Linked DNA regions of Homo sapiens: region 1 is linked to region 2. A link is an interaction called in ENCODE POLR2A ChIA-PET data of the cell type or tissue named here. Cell type or tissue: Panc1. All regions are shown on one strand. Links, peaks and the distances in the headings refer to the core of each region. The heading gives the core; the rest is flanking DNA. Region 1 holds the start of LOC107984865 (a long non-coding RNA gene). Region 2 overlaps MIR193BHG (MIR193b-365a host gene).

Region 1 (8,761 bases), core at 1-2,500, 240 kb before region 2:
GTGTATTAAATACAGTGAGAGGTTGCCCTCCCACTGCCCCCTTAATTTAAAAGCTATGGGCTCAGTCAGCTTACACTCATTGCTGCCTCGTTTGTTTTTGAGATTGTCTCTGAAATAAATGAAATAATTAGTAAGTATCATGTATAGATGAGAAAATAAGACAAATCTCTTTTGATTCATTAGGTATGCTACATAGTATATTTTTTCATTTACCTCCATTCTGTTCCTTTCTCATTGCACTTTTTCTGAAGTGAGTTGCAGATTTACTTTGAGAATGAGAAGTACCTGTAATAAATTAATACTTACATTGACCTGTTCATCTCTGTACTTTCCCCCCATTTGTTGATACATATTTGAGATTTATTCACTCCATTAAACTTGTATCAAATACTTGTTGTTTTTGTTGTTGTCATTGTTGTTGTTGTTTTGAGACATAGTCTCGCTCTGTCGCCTAGGCTGGAGTGCAGTGGCGCAATGTCGGCTCACTGCAACCTCTGGTTCTCGGGTTCAAGCACTTCTCCTGTCTCAGCCTCCTGAGTAGCTGGGATTACAGGCGCGCAACATGATACCCGGCTAATTTTTGTATTTTTAGTAGAGATGGGGTTTCACGATGTTGGCCGGTTTGGTCTCAAACTCCTGACCTCAGGTGATCTGCCTGCCTCGGCCTTTCAGAGTGCTGGGATTACAGGCATGAGCCACAATGCCCAGCCTTGTTTTACAAACAAATAAACTGAATATTTTATTTGCTTTTAAAATATGGTTCTAGGCTGGGCATGGTGGCTCACGCTTGTAATCCCAGCACTTAGGGAGGCCGAGGCAGGCGGATCATCTGAGGTCAGGAGTTCGAGACGAGCCTGGCCAATAAGGTGAAACCCTATCTCTACTAAATATGCAAAATTTAGCTGGGCGTGATGGCTGAGGCAGGAGAATTGCTTGAACCCGGGAGGCAGAGGTTGCAGTGAGCCAACATCCGCACCCACTGCACTCTGGCCTGGGCGACAGAGTGAGACCCTGTCTTGAAAAAAAAAGGAGGGGATTCTAAAAAGATGGAGCACCCCGTCTCTTGTAGGATCCTAAATAATTTTGATATTTTGATATTAACCATCAATTAAACGTTTTGTTTTCTTAAGATGGGAAGTTTTTGAATAAAATATTGGTGAAAATATGTATTGTTAAGCTGTATATTCAAGTAAATTTCAAGCACCATGTTGCTTTGATAATGTAAAAGATGTGAAATTTTTAAGTGATGTGTTTGTTTTTTACTTTAACAAAATGCCGCACAGTAAAACTATAATTCTGATAGTAGAACTGGTGAGTAATTATATATGAAAATTTCTGCAAATATACAAATTCAGATCACAGTATTTTGGCATTTTTCTTTCATTATCTGACTGTTGCAGGAATCCAGGCCATGCTGTAGAGGGGAAAAGCTTAGGCTTTTGGAATCATACTGCAGCATCACTTAACAGTTGTGTGACTTTGGGTGCCTTATTTAACCTTGATGAACTTCTGCTTATCTCTGTAAACTGCGCATAATAGTATGGACTTTAGTGTTATTGTAAGGATTCCATGAGATTAAGTAAATGAACCTTGGCATGGCTTTGAGCTTTTACTGTGGTTCTTTAATAGCAGATTTCAGGGTGGAATGTACTCAGGAGCATCAGACACCAGGGATAGTGGTGGATGCAGGGTGTGATTGATGTTGCTTGTTAAATATTTTAATTTTTGCATAGAGATTTTTTCTGTGATCCATTTCCCCACTATCCTTAGAAAGATGGTTTAGAGAGAATCCAGAGGGATTGAATTATTAGAAAGCTCAAGATAACTTTAGGTGGGGGTGGGGACCTTGAGGTTACAGTTACAGTGAGGCTTCAGTGTGGCTGCAAGAAGACTGAGTTCAAAGTCCTGACCTGCAGTCTAATTCAGCTTCCTCTGCTCACTGTACACTCTTCAGCTCCTTTGCTAGCCACACTCGGTGACATTGAAGCTGTGCAGCCCGATAAAAGGAGTTTTCACAGACTGACACGGGGACTAACTTTGGCTCCACCACTTGTCAGCCATGTGTCTTTGGGCAGGTTATGTAAACCTTCCGAGCCACAGGTTCCGTGTTTGTTTAAGAGGGAGATAATAGTTACTTGGCATGATTGTTGTGAGGATGAAATGAGATCATGGATATTAAGTTGCCAGCAAAGAGCCCCATACTACACAATCAGTGCTTGACCCGTGGTAGGTAATTATTAAAATAGCTGCTTGGCCTCCCTTGCTGTGAACAGTGTGTAAGAGTGCTTTGAAATCTGTAAAACATGAGTTAGTAGCATTTATTTGAAAATACAAGCATGATTCCTTGCTTGTGTGTATGGGATGTCAAAGTTTCTTTTAAAATTCCTGTTATACCACCATATCTGATGTCAAATAACAGTTGCTCTCTTCTTTACTACTGGACAATTCTTAAAACAGTAGCTTTTAAGCTAAGTATTTTATTCCGTGGTAACTCTAATCAGGGAGCTACATTTCAGAATCATGTGTAGCCATAGAAGCACTCTATTGTCTGATTGCTCATTGCATTGGTTTCCTGAGGGCAGTGTTGGGTCCCTCTTGTTTGGCCCTGAGTCCTCTCTCATACCTGACACACACTGCAGCATGAGGAAATAAATGTGTGTTTGAATAGGGAATATGGGGAATAGGCCAAGATGAAATTGTGATATTTTACCTTTTTTCCTCCTAGGTTAAGTAGATCACTGTTCTCTTGATATATGCAGCTTTGCTAGTAAAGTTTAATTTTCCGGTATAGTCTCTTTTCTTATGCAAAAGACAACTCTTAACAAAATACTTGGCAATTTGAGCATGCTGTGCCTCTGACAACATTTCCTTTGCCAGAAGAAGCCATCTTTTATGCAGTCATCACCTCCCACCAGAACCTGACTATGCCCTCCTTCCTGCCTTATCTCAGCTTCAACATCAGTTTCTCCAATGTTTCCTTCCCCTCCCCTCCCCACCTTCCCCCCTCTCCCTTCCCCTCTTCTTCCCTCCCCTCTTCCTTTTCTGAGACAGGGTCATTTCTTTTGCCCAGGCGAGAGTGGGGTGGCACAAACTCGACTCACTGCAGCCTCCACCTCCTGGGTTCAGGCAATTCTTGTGACTCAGCCTCCCAAATAGCTGAGATTACAAGCATGCACCACCACACTGGCTAATTTTTGTATTTTTTGTAGAGACAGGGTTTTGCTATGTTGGCCAGGCCGATTTCGAACCCCTGGCCTCAAGTGATCCGCCTATCTCAGCCTCCCAAAGTTCTGGGATTATAGGCATGAGCCACTGCACCCGGCCTCTGATGTTTTCTCTGGCTCTCTTTGTAGGGTATTGAACCTCATTCTCTGTGCTTTCATAGCATCTTGTATACCTTATTATATTGTTTTCACAGATAGACTGTAAACTCTTTGAGAGTAGGGACCATGTCTCAGTCACCATTGCGTTTTTAGTGCGTAAAGTGGTAGTGTCTGACATTAGTAAGTAAATGTTGAATATTTATTGAATTGCATAAATGATATTCATAGTATTGTGACTTGGAAATGCCTTTTTGCATGTGATGGATGTAACTAATGTCTCTGCTCTTTAGCTGTGATTTCTAAAATTATGCAGATGTTTCACTGAAAGACGGTGTGAAATTTGTTCTTTATAATGGTGATTCTAATGATAAGAAGGACCCAGGGTATCTGATGTGCTGCAAATCCTATTAATTTTTTTTTTTTTTTGAGACGGAGTCTTGCTCTGTCACCCAGGCTGGAGTGCAGTGGTGCGATCTCGGCTCACTGCAACCTCCACCTCCCAGGTTCAAGCGAGTCTCCTGCCTCAGCCTCCCGAGTAGCTGGGACTACAGGTGCGTGCCTCCACTCCCGGCTAATTTTTGTTTTGTATTTTTAGTAGGGACAGGGTTTCACCGTGTTAGACAGGATGGTCTCGAATGCCTGACCTTGTGATCTGCACTCTTCGGCCTTCCAAAGTGCTGGGATTACAAGCATGAGCCACCGCGCCCGGCCCCTATTAATGTTATCTTAAACAAATTACTTATTCATTTCAGTGGAAACAGAGCGCCTCTTAGGTCAATAATGTAACATTGAGAAAATCATTAAATGCCTATTTATATAGCAGCTTATAATGGCTTCTTTGGCTCTGTTACAAACTATTTCTGATTTACATTTAAGGAGTTGCTTTTTAACTGACACTTTTTTTTTTCTTTGAGTATTACTAATTTTAATCAAGATTTTTAAAGCCATTTTTGACTTTTTTTGGGAGACTGGGTTTCACTCTGTTGCCCAAGCTGGAGTGTGGTGGCATGATTATAACTCACTGCAGCCTCGAACTCCTGGGCTCAAGCAGTCCTCTTGCCTCAGCCTCTTGAGTAGCCAGGACTATAGGTGTGCACTCACCACACCCTGCTAATTTTTTCAAAATTTTCTTGTAGAGATGGGGCCTTGCCATGTTGCTCGGCTGGTCTTGAACTCTTGGCCTCAAGCCGTCCTCTCTCCTTGGGTTCCCAAAGTGCTGGGATTACAAGTGTGAGCCACTGTGCCTGGCTATTTTCGACATTTTGAATATGAAAGTTCTCTTTTATAGGAACCCTTTTTATACTAACTACTAAAACCCGTCTACTGAGTGCCATTCGGTTTCTGTTGCTTTTCATTTGCTGCTGCTGGGAAGCGGTTCCCTGCTGGCTTTGGGGTGTTTGGATACGTGGTAACCCATACAAGCTGTGCATTTAGCATTATTCCCCCTCTGGCTCTTCAGATGAAGCAGTACATGGCCAGTGTGGGACTTGGTGCCATGGAAAGACCACTTACCTTCACCATTTGAGAATTTTTCTCAAAGTAGTCAAGCAGGAAATCTTTTTTTTTCTTTTTTTTTTTTTTGAGACAGGGTCTCTCTCTGTTGCCCAGGCTGAAGTGCCGTTGTGCGATCTTGGCTCACTGCAACTTCTGCCTCCTAGGTTCAAGCAATTCTCCTGCCTCAGCCTCCTGAGTAGCTGGGATTACAGGTGCACGCCACCACACCTGGCTAATTTTTGTATTTTTAGTAGAGACGAGGGTTCACCATGTTGGTCAGGCTGGTCTCGAACTCCTGACCTCGTGATCTGCTCACCTCCCAAAGTGCTGGCATTACAGCGTAAGCCACTGTCCCTGGCCAGGAATTCATCTTTAATGGGCAAATCTGAATAGCTTGTTTATATTTTGGATTTTTATATTTCTAATGTAGTTTTATTAAATGGGGAAGAGCTCAACAATATTTCAAATGTAGTAGAACTTTCTAGCCATACTCTCAATATTTAGACATTGTTTTGAGTGTCTTTAAATGCATCGTAGGACATTGTGTCTCTGAATATAATTTTTATAGAAATGGCTTTAGAAAAAGAGCTTTTTCACATATTTTGAAAGCTGGAGATTGGAACACACACAGTAGATACTGTAAGAAACTTTTTAAAAGCAGAAATTGATAAAGACACTTTAGAAGAGGCAGGAACTCAACAGTTATTTTGGGTCATAAAAAGTTACCCAGTAATTATAAATAAAATAAAAGCCCAAATTCAGATAGTTGTATGAATTCCTGATACCCTGCCTTAGAAGCTTTTTCAGGATGATTTTTGGGATGAGGGAAGACACTTGGCTTTGCCTCAGTCTAAATTATTGAGTGTGCTTATGTTAAATTGTGTTTTTAAAAAGCACAGCTTTTGATTATGCTGAACAGATAAATATTAGAATTGTAGAGACAACTCTTTCAGGATGATTGTTCAGCCCTGAATTTGCTAAAAGGCTGCTTATAACTTTGAACTTTACCTGTGCTTTTTATTATCCTTTTGATGTTTGCAGAATCTGTAGTGATAACTGGTTTTTATTCGTGATATTACTCATTTGTGTCTCATTTTTCCTTGTTCATTCCAGTCAGCTGTTACCATTTTGTTGATCTCTCTCAAGAACGCTTTTGGCTGTGTTCGTTTCTCTGTATTGTTTGATATTGTCTATTTTGTTGGTTTCTGTTTTTTTTCTCCTTTTACTTGCTTGGGTTTACTTTGCTCTTCTTTTCTCAGTTTCTTGAGCTAGAACCGTATGTGATTGGTTCTTCTTTTCTTCTTTTTTCTAAATTCTTTTTAAAAAATTTAAGCCTGGCGTCCTCGAGGTTGTTGGTAGGTCAACATATTAATATCTTACTGATTAGCCAGTGATTGGTAAGAGGTGGTGCTGAAACACCTTGAGCTGGTAAAGCTTTAACCCTTTGCCAGCTAAGTTAGGGAACAGACTCAACATTCCGGCAGCTTACAAGTCTGCCCCAATGTTTACTTTTGTCTGGACCTCTGTCCTCTGTGGGCGCACAGGCCTTATGGTCAGCTAGCTATGTGTACATAGCTAAGACTCTGCAAGTCATTGACTTGAACCATTTTCCTTTTCTAACAGAAGCATTTAAAGCTATAAATTATCCTCTAAGTACTGCGTTAGTTGTATGTTAACTGTTTATTTATACGTATGTTTTAAATATCATTAAGTTGGAAAAGTTTTGTGATTTCTTCTTTGATCCTGGATTATTTAGAAATGTGTTGTTTCATTTCCAAATGCTTAGGATTTCGTTAGATTTCTTGTTACTAATTTATAATTTCATTCTGTTGTGACTAAAGATTTCAATAGGATTTCAGTCCTCTTAAATTTACCAGAATTTCCTTTATAGTCAAGCATAAGGTCTATGTTTTTGAACATACTGTGTGCACTTAAAAAGAACATCAATATTGGTTAGTCTTATTCATATATCCTGCATCCTTTTTTTGATGTTTTTCTTTGAGACAGAGTCTGGCTCTGTCACCCAGGCCAGAGTATGATCTCGGCTCACTGTAACCTCCACCTCCTGGGCTCAAGCCATCCTCCCACTTCAGCTTCCTGAGTAGCTGGGACTGCAGACACACGCTAGGATGCCTGGCTAATTTTTGTATTTTTTGGTAGAGATGGAGTTTCACCATGTTACGCAGGCTGACCTTGAACTGTTGAGCTCAAGCAATCCTCCCACCTCAGCCTCCCAAAGTGCCGGGATTACAGGCATGAGCCACTGTGCCCAGTCTTATTCTATATCTTCACTGACTTTTTTAGATTTAGTTGTTATATCAGTTTTTGAGAAGGGTTAAAATCGCCTGTGATTGTAGAATTGTCTGTTTACCCTTTTAATCTTGTCAATTTTCATGTCATGTATTTTGTGGCTGTATTATTAGGGGCATACGTATTTATGATTGTTTTGTCTTTCTGATAAACTGGCCTCTTTATAAAATGTTCTCCTTTATCTTTTGTAATACTATTATTTTTAAGTCTACCTTATCTGATATTATAATCACTTCATCCTCCTTATGTTTTTTATATTTGCCTGGTATATTCTTTTATTATTATTTTTCTTTTTGATACAGAGTCTCATTCTGTTGCCCAGGCAGGAGTGCAGTGGTGCGGTCTCAGCTTACTGCAACCTCCACCTCCTGGCTTTAAGTGATTCTCCTGCCTCAGCCTCCTGAGTAGCTGAGATTACAGGTGTGTGCCACCATGCCCAACTAATTTTTGTATTTTTAGTAGAGACAGGGTTTTGCCATGTTGCCCAGGCTGATCTCGATCTCCTTGCCTCAAGTGACCCACCTGCATTGACCTCCGAAAGTGCTGAGATTACAGATGTGAGCCGCCACACCCAGCCAAACTGGTCTTTTCCTTCTATTTATTCTAGACCTATCTGTGTATACACAAAGTGAGTCTCTTGTAGACAGTGTATAGCTTGGTTTTGGTTTTCTTTTTTTTGAGATGGAGTCTTGCTCTGTCACCCAGGCTAGAGTGCAATGGCATGATCTTGGCTCACCGCAACCTCCACCTCCCGGGTTCAAGCGATTCTCCTGCCTCTGCCTCCCAAGTAGCTGGGATTACAGGCATGCACCCCCATGCCTGGCTAATTTTGTATTTTTAGTAGAGACGGTTTCTCCATCTTGGTCAGGCTGGTCTTGAACTCCCGACCTCAGGTGATCTTCCCGCGTTGGCCTCCCAAAGTGCTGGGATTACAGGCGTGAGCCACCGTGCCCAGCCGGGTTTTGCTTTTTTATTTCTTCTGTTGACTCTGAAATTTAATTGGAGTATTTAGTCCAATTTAATGTCCTTATTGATATGGTTAGGTCTGTCATTTTAAAATTTGCTTTTTGTTTGCTTTCTCTGTGTTTTGTTCTTTTGTATACCCCCTTTTCTGCCTTCTTTTGGATTATTTGAATTTTTAAAAAGAATTCTGTTTTAATTTCTCTGCTGGCTTTTTTGTTTTATCTTTTTGCATTATTTTTAGTGGTTGCTTTACAAATTTAAATATCTATCCATAACTTTTAACAGTCTTCTCAGAGTTCATATTATACCATTTCACATAGAATGTAGAGACCTTACAATCATATAGGTTCATTTACAACCATTCCTTGTAGTCTTTTAGGCTTTAATTGGGCATATGTATTACATCTGCATTCATTATAAATCCCAGAAAGTGGTGTTACAATTTTACTTTAAACTCTCTATGTATTTTAAGAAATAAGGAGAAGAAAATATTTAGTCAGATATTTACCATTTTCAGTGTTCCTCATTCATGCCTGAAGATCCAGGTTTCTTTTTTGGTATCCTTTTCCTTCAGCTTTGTGAATTTACTTTAGTATTTCTTGTATTGATGGTTTGGTTGGCAGCTGATTCTCTAATTTTTTCTTTATCTGAAAATGTCTTTATTTTGCCTT
Region 2 (7,659 bases), core at 5,125-7,624:
CCTTCACTGAAATTTCATTAACCAGAGATGAAAACTCATATCACAGAGGAAGAGAATGAAATGAAACACCACACCTGGAGTGCAGACGGACTTCATCCCAAACTATCATCTGTCCTCCGATCCCATTCGACTCCCTAAAGGAATTATTCACTGACCGTTGTCCCAGCATCAGACCCATTCATTCCTCCTAAAAATCATTTACTACCCCTGAGAGTGGCCGCATTTCCCCCATCTCCCTTCTATGACGGAAGTATTTATTTATATTTTTATATTTTTTTGAGACAAGGTCTCAGTTACCCAGGCTGGAGTGCAGCAGCGTGATCTCGGCTCACTACAACCTCTGCTTCCGGGGCTCAAGCGATCCTCCCACCTCAGCCTCCCGAGTAGCTGGGAGCACAGGTGTGCACCACCAAGGCTGGCTAATTTTTTTTTTTTTGTATTTCTGGTAGAGACAGGGTTTCACCATGTTTCCCAGGCTGGTCTCAAACTAGTGACCTCAAGCAATCCACCTGACTCGGCCTCCCAGACTGCCAGGATTACAGGTGTGAGCCACTGTGCCCAGCGATGGACTTCACTGGGTTATTGGATAATCATTCTCCCGCCACTCCCCTGGCGTTTATGCATGGTGAATAAATTCATATGCCTTTTTCTTTTTTTTTTTTTTTTTTGAGATGGTGTCTTGCTCTTGTCGCCTAGGCTGGAGTGCAGTGAGGCGATCTCGGCTCACTGCAAGCCCCGCCCCCCGGGTTCAGGCCACTCTCCTGCCTCAGCCTCCCGAGTAGCTGGGACTACAGGCGTGCACCACCTCGCCTGGCTAATTTTTGTATTTTTAGTAGAGACGGGGTTTCACCGTGTTAGCCAGGATGGTCTTGATCACCTGAGCTCGTGATCCTCATGCCTCGGCCTCCCAAAGTGCTGGCATTACAGGCATGAGCCACCACGCCCGGCTCATATGCTTTTTTCTCCTATTAATCCACTTGTTGTCAGTCATTTCTTTGGTAAAAACTTTTAAAAAATAAATATAAAATAGGGACAAGGTCTCACTATGTTGCCCAGGAACATTTTGAACTCCTGAGCTCAAGTGATCCTCCCACCTCGGCCTCCCAAAGTACTAGGATTACTGGCGTGAGCCACCATGCCTGGCCTGTCAGTTATTTTTAGCAAACTTTTAGCGGGTGAAGGGGCAGCCTTCCCTTGCCTCCTATGCTATGTGTTCTGGGAGTTGACTCATGACAGACATGTATGCATGATCCCTTCCTGAGATCCTAACACCAAGTATTCAGCGTGAAATTTCCATCGTAACGTGGGATTATTTCTTTTTTTTCCTTTCTTTCTTTTTTTTTTTTTTTTTTTGAGACGGAGTCTCGCTCTGTTGCCCAGGCTGGAGTGCAGTGGCTCAATCTCCGTTCCCTGCAAGCTCCGCCTCCCGGGTTCACGCCATTCTCCTGCCTCAGCCTCCCGAGTAGCTGGGACTACAGGCGCCCGCCACCACACCCGGCTAACTTTTTTGTATTTTTAGTAGAGACGGGGTTTCACCATGTTAGCCAGGATGGTCTCGATCCCCTGACCTCGTGATCCACCCGCCTTGGCCTCCCAAAGTGCTGGGATTACAGGCGTGAGCCACCGCACCCGGCTGGATTATTTCTTTGATTCTTTTGTCTGTCTCCCCTGACTCAACTGTGAGCCCCATGCGGGCAGGGGCTGTCTGGCTCCCTGCTGTACCTCCAGCACCTGGCACCCAGCTCCGCACACAGTAGGGCCTCAGCAGCCATCTATCCAGGGAAGGAAGGGCAGAAGCAGTGTCTAGCCACAGCAATCTGACCCAGAAGCAACAATCACAGCTCTCTTGAGTTTCTAGCCTGCGTGATTTACAAGCTTGTTTTGGGCAGGACTAGGTGGCATGCACCTGTAGCCCAACCACTTTGGGAGGCCGAGGCAGGACGATCGCTTGAGCTCAGGAGTTCGAGGCTGCAGTGAGCTTTGACTGCACCGCTGCAATCCAGCCTGAGTGACAAAGAGAGACCCTGTCTCAATTAAAAAAAAAAAAAAAAAAAAAAAGGTTGTTTTGGGGGAATCTCCAACAGCTCAGGAAACCATCTCATCGGCTCCAGGCTTTTCTCACTTGAGGTCCCCGACACTGTGCAGGTGGAAAGATTTAAGGGGCTCCTGAGAGCCCAGCCCCCATCCTGGCAGGCTGCAGGGGGTGGGTGGGGGGTGCGTTCTGGCAGCAGGGCCGGCAGCTGTCTGCAGGCCTCTCAGTGCCTGCTCTAGCTGGCCAGCGGGGGCCCGCTGCCACCCCCCACCCCATGATGCAGCAGAAAGTGAAACCGCAGTTGGCCCCTGCCGGCTGGGACTGATCACCCATGGTTTCCCTGCAAAACCAGAGTCCCAGGGGGCTGGTGGGCAGCTGGCTCCCAGGTCCGGCACAGTGAGGCCTGTCAGGCAAGTGCCCCTAGAGGCCAAGGGAGGTGCCCTGGCCAGAAAGGAGGGTGCTGAGTCATCGTGACCCTAAAATGAGAGAGAAATCTGAGCTATGGATCAATGCAGGAGTGGGGGGGTGAGGGGTCCCAGTGGTGTCGGTGAGCAGGGAAGGGTGGTTTCCCGACCCCCAAAAGGAAGATGTGTGACACCCAGTTTTGTCATGCTGGAGCCCTCTACAGATCTGAACTGGCAACTCCCCCATCTCCCCCCACCCCTCCCCACACCGACTACAGGAGTGCGGAAAATCCCTGAGATAAACAAGAATTCTCTAAAAGTGGACCTCTGAAACTTTACACACGACTTTCTGATTTCTGTCCCATCCTCAGGGCAGCTGTAGTTGCTTAATATTTTTCTTCCAAAACACCCACTCTTTTTTGTTTAACTGACATCAATTGATGGACAAAAAAAGGGCCCCTGTCTCCCGACCCTAAATGGAAAACCAACCAATTGCCTGAAGTACAAATCAGCGGTGCAAAGAATACCTACTAGAATAATTTTCACCTTTAGCCGGCGCCGCTTAAAATCAGAGATGTGCAAATCAGACTTGGGAGTCTGAGTTACAGGTTTCATGCCTGAGGAGCTGGTGGCTCAGAGAGACTGACTCACTTGTCCCGGGTGACACAGCAAGAGAGGCGCAGAGCTCGGGCTGGAATGCAGGCCTGGCTGATCCCAGAAACCCAGGCTCAGTGCTGGGCTGCCGTCTCCCCACCCATGAATTCCTCTGTGTGTATTCATATTATTACCTTCCATGTTTAATGCATGGACTCTCCAATTTTCAAAGCACCTTCAGAGCTTATACAACGTTAGAGCTTTTTATATATAACATTGGCTACATCCAAGAACCCTTTGAAGCCAGAGCAGGGGGTGCTGCCCCTCCCTTGGTGTATGGGGAAACTGAGGCAGCGAGCGGGGAAAGTGTTCTGTCTCAGGGAGCTAGCAGGAAAGCCAGGACTGCCCCAGGGCCCCCTGCCAAGGCGATGATCCCGGAGGCCCTGGCTGCAAGGACCAGGCCTCGTCAAACAGGTAACACTTGTTTCTTTCCGCTTTCCCTACCTCCCCCTACAACCCCCCAGAGCAAATGCTGACGCTGATGGGGAGCCACAGCTGTACTCCTTCCCAGGCCGGATCTCAGCGTCTGCCCCTGGAGGGCAAAAGCACGTTTAGCAACCAGTGTCTGCGCATGGCGTCTTTCAATTTTTCACAGTGATAACCGGTTTTGAGCACAAGAAGGCATCTACCAGGGACCCAGAAGGCGCTACAGCGGAAGAGTTTGGGGAACAGCTTTCTCTCTTCTTTGAGTTGCTGGAGGAACTCCGAGCTGATGTCTTTCTGGCCCAGGGACCCCCGAGGAATACTGCAAGAGCAATAAGGATTTTTAGGGGCATTATGATAGTGGAATGGAAACACATCTGCCCCCAAAAGTCCCTCATTTTCCCTGCGGTAACGAACCAGCTGGCAGGAAGTGGTAGCTCTCAGAGCACCAAGAGCCAAAACTAAAAAGGAAAAAATGTACAAAGTTAGAGCAAACTTTAAACAAGTGAGCGCTTTCATGGTGTACGGCGGCTCCGTGCAGACTCACGAAAGGGACCTCATCTTCTCAATAATTGGCTAAATAGGTCTCAGTGCAGCAGCTTCCACACAGACGTGCTCAGAAAACCACAGATCTGGAATCCCAGAGCAGGTTCCCAAAATGGATACAAGGATTATTCCCTAAAGCCAGGCGCATCATAGGAGACGTGACGTTTCCCCCAAACTTCAGATGACTGTTCCAGACCCTCATTAATGATCTAAGTTATCCTTCAACACCTCCTCCTCTGGAATGGGAGAAACTTAGTCCCCTTGGAAATGCTGATGAAAATACCTGGTTTCCACAACACGGACAGAAGGACTAAGGCTTGGGTAGGGGAGCTGAGTGGTTATCGCTGGTGGTGCAAAAGGGGCAAACCGGCTGGCGTGGGGGCTCACGCCTGTAATCCCTGCACTTTGGGAGGCCAAAGTGGGAGGACTGCTTGAGGCCAGGAGTTTGAGAACAGCCTGGGCAACACAGTGAGACCCCCCCCAAGTCTCTGCAAAAAATAGCCAGGTGTGGTGGTGTGTGCTTGTAGTCCCAGCTACTCAGGAGGATGAGGCTTGAGCCTAGGAAGTTCAGGCTGCAGTGAGCTGTGCTCACCACTGCACTCCAGCCTGGGCAACAGAGTAAGACACTGTCTCAAAAAAAAGGGGACGGGTTTTACTGCTAAGGTCCCAGGTGCCATCTCTTGGTTCAGCCACTAAGATCTGAGGACTAAGGAGTTCAGGGTGTCTTCCCCAAGGCATATAACCTTTGAGGCCCTGCAGGTGGGTGCCCCCTGTGCCAGCCAGCACCCTCAGAGCCAGGAAAGGGTTAACCCCTCCACATGGCTGACACCAGAGGAGGAGCTTACTACGCAGCCTGGGATATCACACTGGGCCATCTCAGAGAGGAGAGGCCTCTGTGAGTTCTGTGAATGGAAGTGGATTCACTGCCTTCAGATTGAGAACGGGGTGAAAAGGCATCCCCACACAGAACCGACGCCCCAGTCGCTAGCTGGCTCCTTGGCACCCGTCGCATGGCCCCGAAGCTCTGGCAGGGACTCTGGGCACCTGTACCAGTGAGCACCCGGCCATCTCGGCCAGGTCTGTGAGGGAGCGATTCTACCCTTGCCATGTGACAGCCGGCAACTAGGGCCCAGATCTCTTCTTTCAAGTAGCACCTAAAATATTCTCCGGGTGAACCTAGGGCTAAATACGGCATGGCCTACAGGTGCCGGGTCTGGACCTTTTAACGCCATTCTAAGATACGATCGAGAACCCACGAGGCCTTTGGTAGCCTGGAGTCCAGTTACTGGGGCCAAATGGGAGTCCCACGGGTTTGGCTGACTCAGGGCTGGGTGCAACTTCCTGGAGCAGGCACATGTTGGTGCCAGGGCAGAGAGGCTGCAGACAGTTTTCTTGTGTGTTTGAACCCAGAATGCCAGCCCAGTTCTCACTCTGGGCCGACCCCCAAGGTGGCTTAGTTGGTGGCCCCTTTTTCTGTCCACCTGGCCCACTTCTTTCCACTTCCAGCCTGCAGCCCGGCCCTTCCTGGCCTAGGTTTTCCTCCCAGCCTGATCAAAGCAAAAGGCTCAGCTCCCAGGTGGGAGGCCTCACGGAGCTGGAGAAGAGACCAGCAAACACATGCACGGTAACTCAGATGTGTTATGTGTTGTCTTGCTGGCTGGGAGCTACGCCTCCTAGGCCCACCCCAAGTCGAAGGATCGCAGCCCTGGTGCTCGAGAGCAAGGGCTTGGGGCTGGGCTGCAAAAGCTCAGCTTTGCCTCTGAATCTTCTAGAACCACGTTTGCACTCACACAGGACAGATTTGCTCTGAGCCTGTGGGATAGCCTCATCTGTTCCCCTTTGAGCATTTGGAAAGCAAAGTGGGGTTCTGCCCTCGCCAGAGCCCACAGGGTCACCAGGCTATTAAACCCTGCAGAGTCTCTGGGGAGGCTGACTTTGAGAGCCAAATACCCCATCTTCTGGCTGAACTGCTGCAGGCTTCGTCTCGGGAGGAAAGACCCCCAGGCACCTGTCTGGACTTGTCTGGGCACCAGTAGTGGCTCTGAGGCCACATCTGGGCCTCGGCTGGCAGAGGTCTGGGCTGTCTTGGGCACAAATGCCAATGCCAACAGGCCCAGCACTGATCTCACACGATTCCAGCAAGAGAGCCTAGATTTTTGCACATCTCTGAGAAAACTGTCATACCACACCGCACAGCTAACCTTAGGCGCAACCAGCCACTAACTCCTCTCCCTGCCCAGGCGAAGTCCCCTTTGCTGCAGTGGGGCAGCATTTCAGGGACACGGAGAAAGAAGTTTGCTTTGTGGTTCCGTAAACTCAGACGGATGATATAAAATCAGAAACCTTATTTTAAAGCTTGGTAAATATGTGCATATGTCCCCTACAACTGGGGACGCTGGAAAGGCAGCATCTGAACACTGGCTGCTTTGAAAAGAGGTCATGAGAAGGGCAGAAGGGGTCAGCTGGGCATGGGGTGATGGAGGGAACCCCAAGTCCACTCCTAAATTCTTTCAACGTCCATCTCTTTCCCTGAAAAGTCGGCTTGGCTACTAGGCCTGAAAAGTATGTTGTTTATATCATGTTTGTGAGCGTCAGGGTTTATTTTCACCTGCTCCAGATACAAGAAGCAAAAAGAACTCTACATTTTTCTGTGTTTGGGGTGCTCAGGCGAGAAAGAAAATGCCTGCTTAAAGTAACTGATCAGCAATGTTTTGTTTGTACACGCACTTTATTCTGGTGAGTGATTTTAAGTACCAAGTTTGCCTTAACTTTTCACTGCACTCATTTTTATCCTCATGGCTAAAATAGCTGTATTTGCTCCACAATCAAAATTAAAGGAGGGTGAGCTGATCGTTAGGAGGCTATAGTTGATCTGGCAAGAATTTCCATCTTTCTGTTCATAACGTTAAGTTGGGGGGTTGCTGGGAAGGGAAACAGAGAGAGTGTTCCCTTGGAGGGACTTTTCCAACTTTCATTGGTTTGAATCACCAACATATATTTTATTTTTAAGGAAGTATCATATTCATTGCAGAACCACCTCTAAATATTTTACTCCTGGCCATACCGTATTCTTTTCTATTGAAACATCTTTTTTGCCTCTCTGAGATCAGCTATGGCTTGGGGATTGCTAAGAACAAAATTCAAAGTTGCTTGTTTTTTGTTTTTTTTTTTCTTAAATCCACACTTCTTTGGGGGTTAGCGGGGGTGGGGAGGGAACAGCAACTGCTTAATGAAGTTTCTCACACAGAGGCAAAAAGAGAAAAGCCAAAATATATTCAGTGTATCCAGCAGTTCCATGCTGAATTTTTTTTTTCCTTATTGGTTGAGGGGGGTGTGTAGGAGGGTGGTGGGAAGGATCTGAAAAGAAGCTGTGATTCTTTGCTGAATTAATGATGACTTCTCACTGCAAAATGCTGATTTATAATCTCTTCACCATACTAGACTGTTTCCAGACTCAGAGGGGGGTTAAAGTTTGTTAAATGTATTCATAATTACATGCACAGTTTCAGACGGCTGAATATAAGTAATGCTTGTGCTGTTGCGAATGCTCACCATTAAAGCAGAAATTGTTTCACATTTAGCACTAAATTCTGTCTGATT

What was found. ChIA-PET counts read pairs that join two places held together with the same protein. Peaks named below come from ENCODE experiments on the same cell type or tissue, not always from the same donor. Only the 100,000 strongest peaks of a DNase experiment are listed, where the experiment ranks them.
Region 1: POLR2A ChIA-PET joins it to region 2 with 10 read pairs; 8 of 35 experiments call an interaction of 5 or more read pairs at or near these places.

The regions. Positions count from the first base shown.
Region 1 is chr16:14,543,236-14,551,996 of GRCh38, reverse strand. All of the region lies in intron 21 of PARN (poly(A)-specific ribonuclease), which reads left to right. LOC107984865 (a long non-coding RNA gene) reads left to right here and starts at 969. Exons shown (of 2, transcript XR_001752089.3): 1 at 969-8,761. In Panc1, for the core only: no CTCF peak of the experiment used is centred there; no DNase peak of the experiment used is centred there.
Region 2 is chr16:14,305,549-14,313,207 of GRCh38, reverse strand. All of the region lies in intron 1 of MIR193BHG (MIR193b-365a host gene), which reads right to left. MIR365A (microRNA 365a) reads right to left here and starts at 3,923; the gene lies at 3,837-3,923. RefSeq lists enhancers at 2,191-2,330, 2,431-2,550, 2,342-2,636, 5,368-6,052, 6,053-6,738 and 1 more and a silencer at 2,462-2,756. In Panc1, for the core only: no CTCF peak of the experiment used is centred there; no DNase peak of the experiment used is centred there; H3K4me3 peaks cover 2,500 bases; H3K27ac peaks cover 2,500 bases.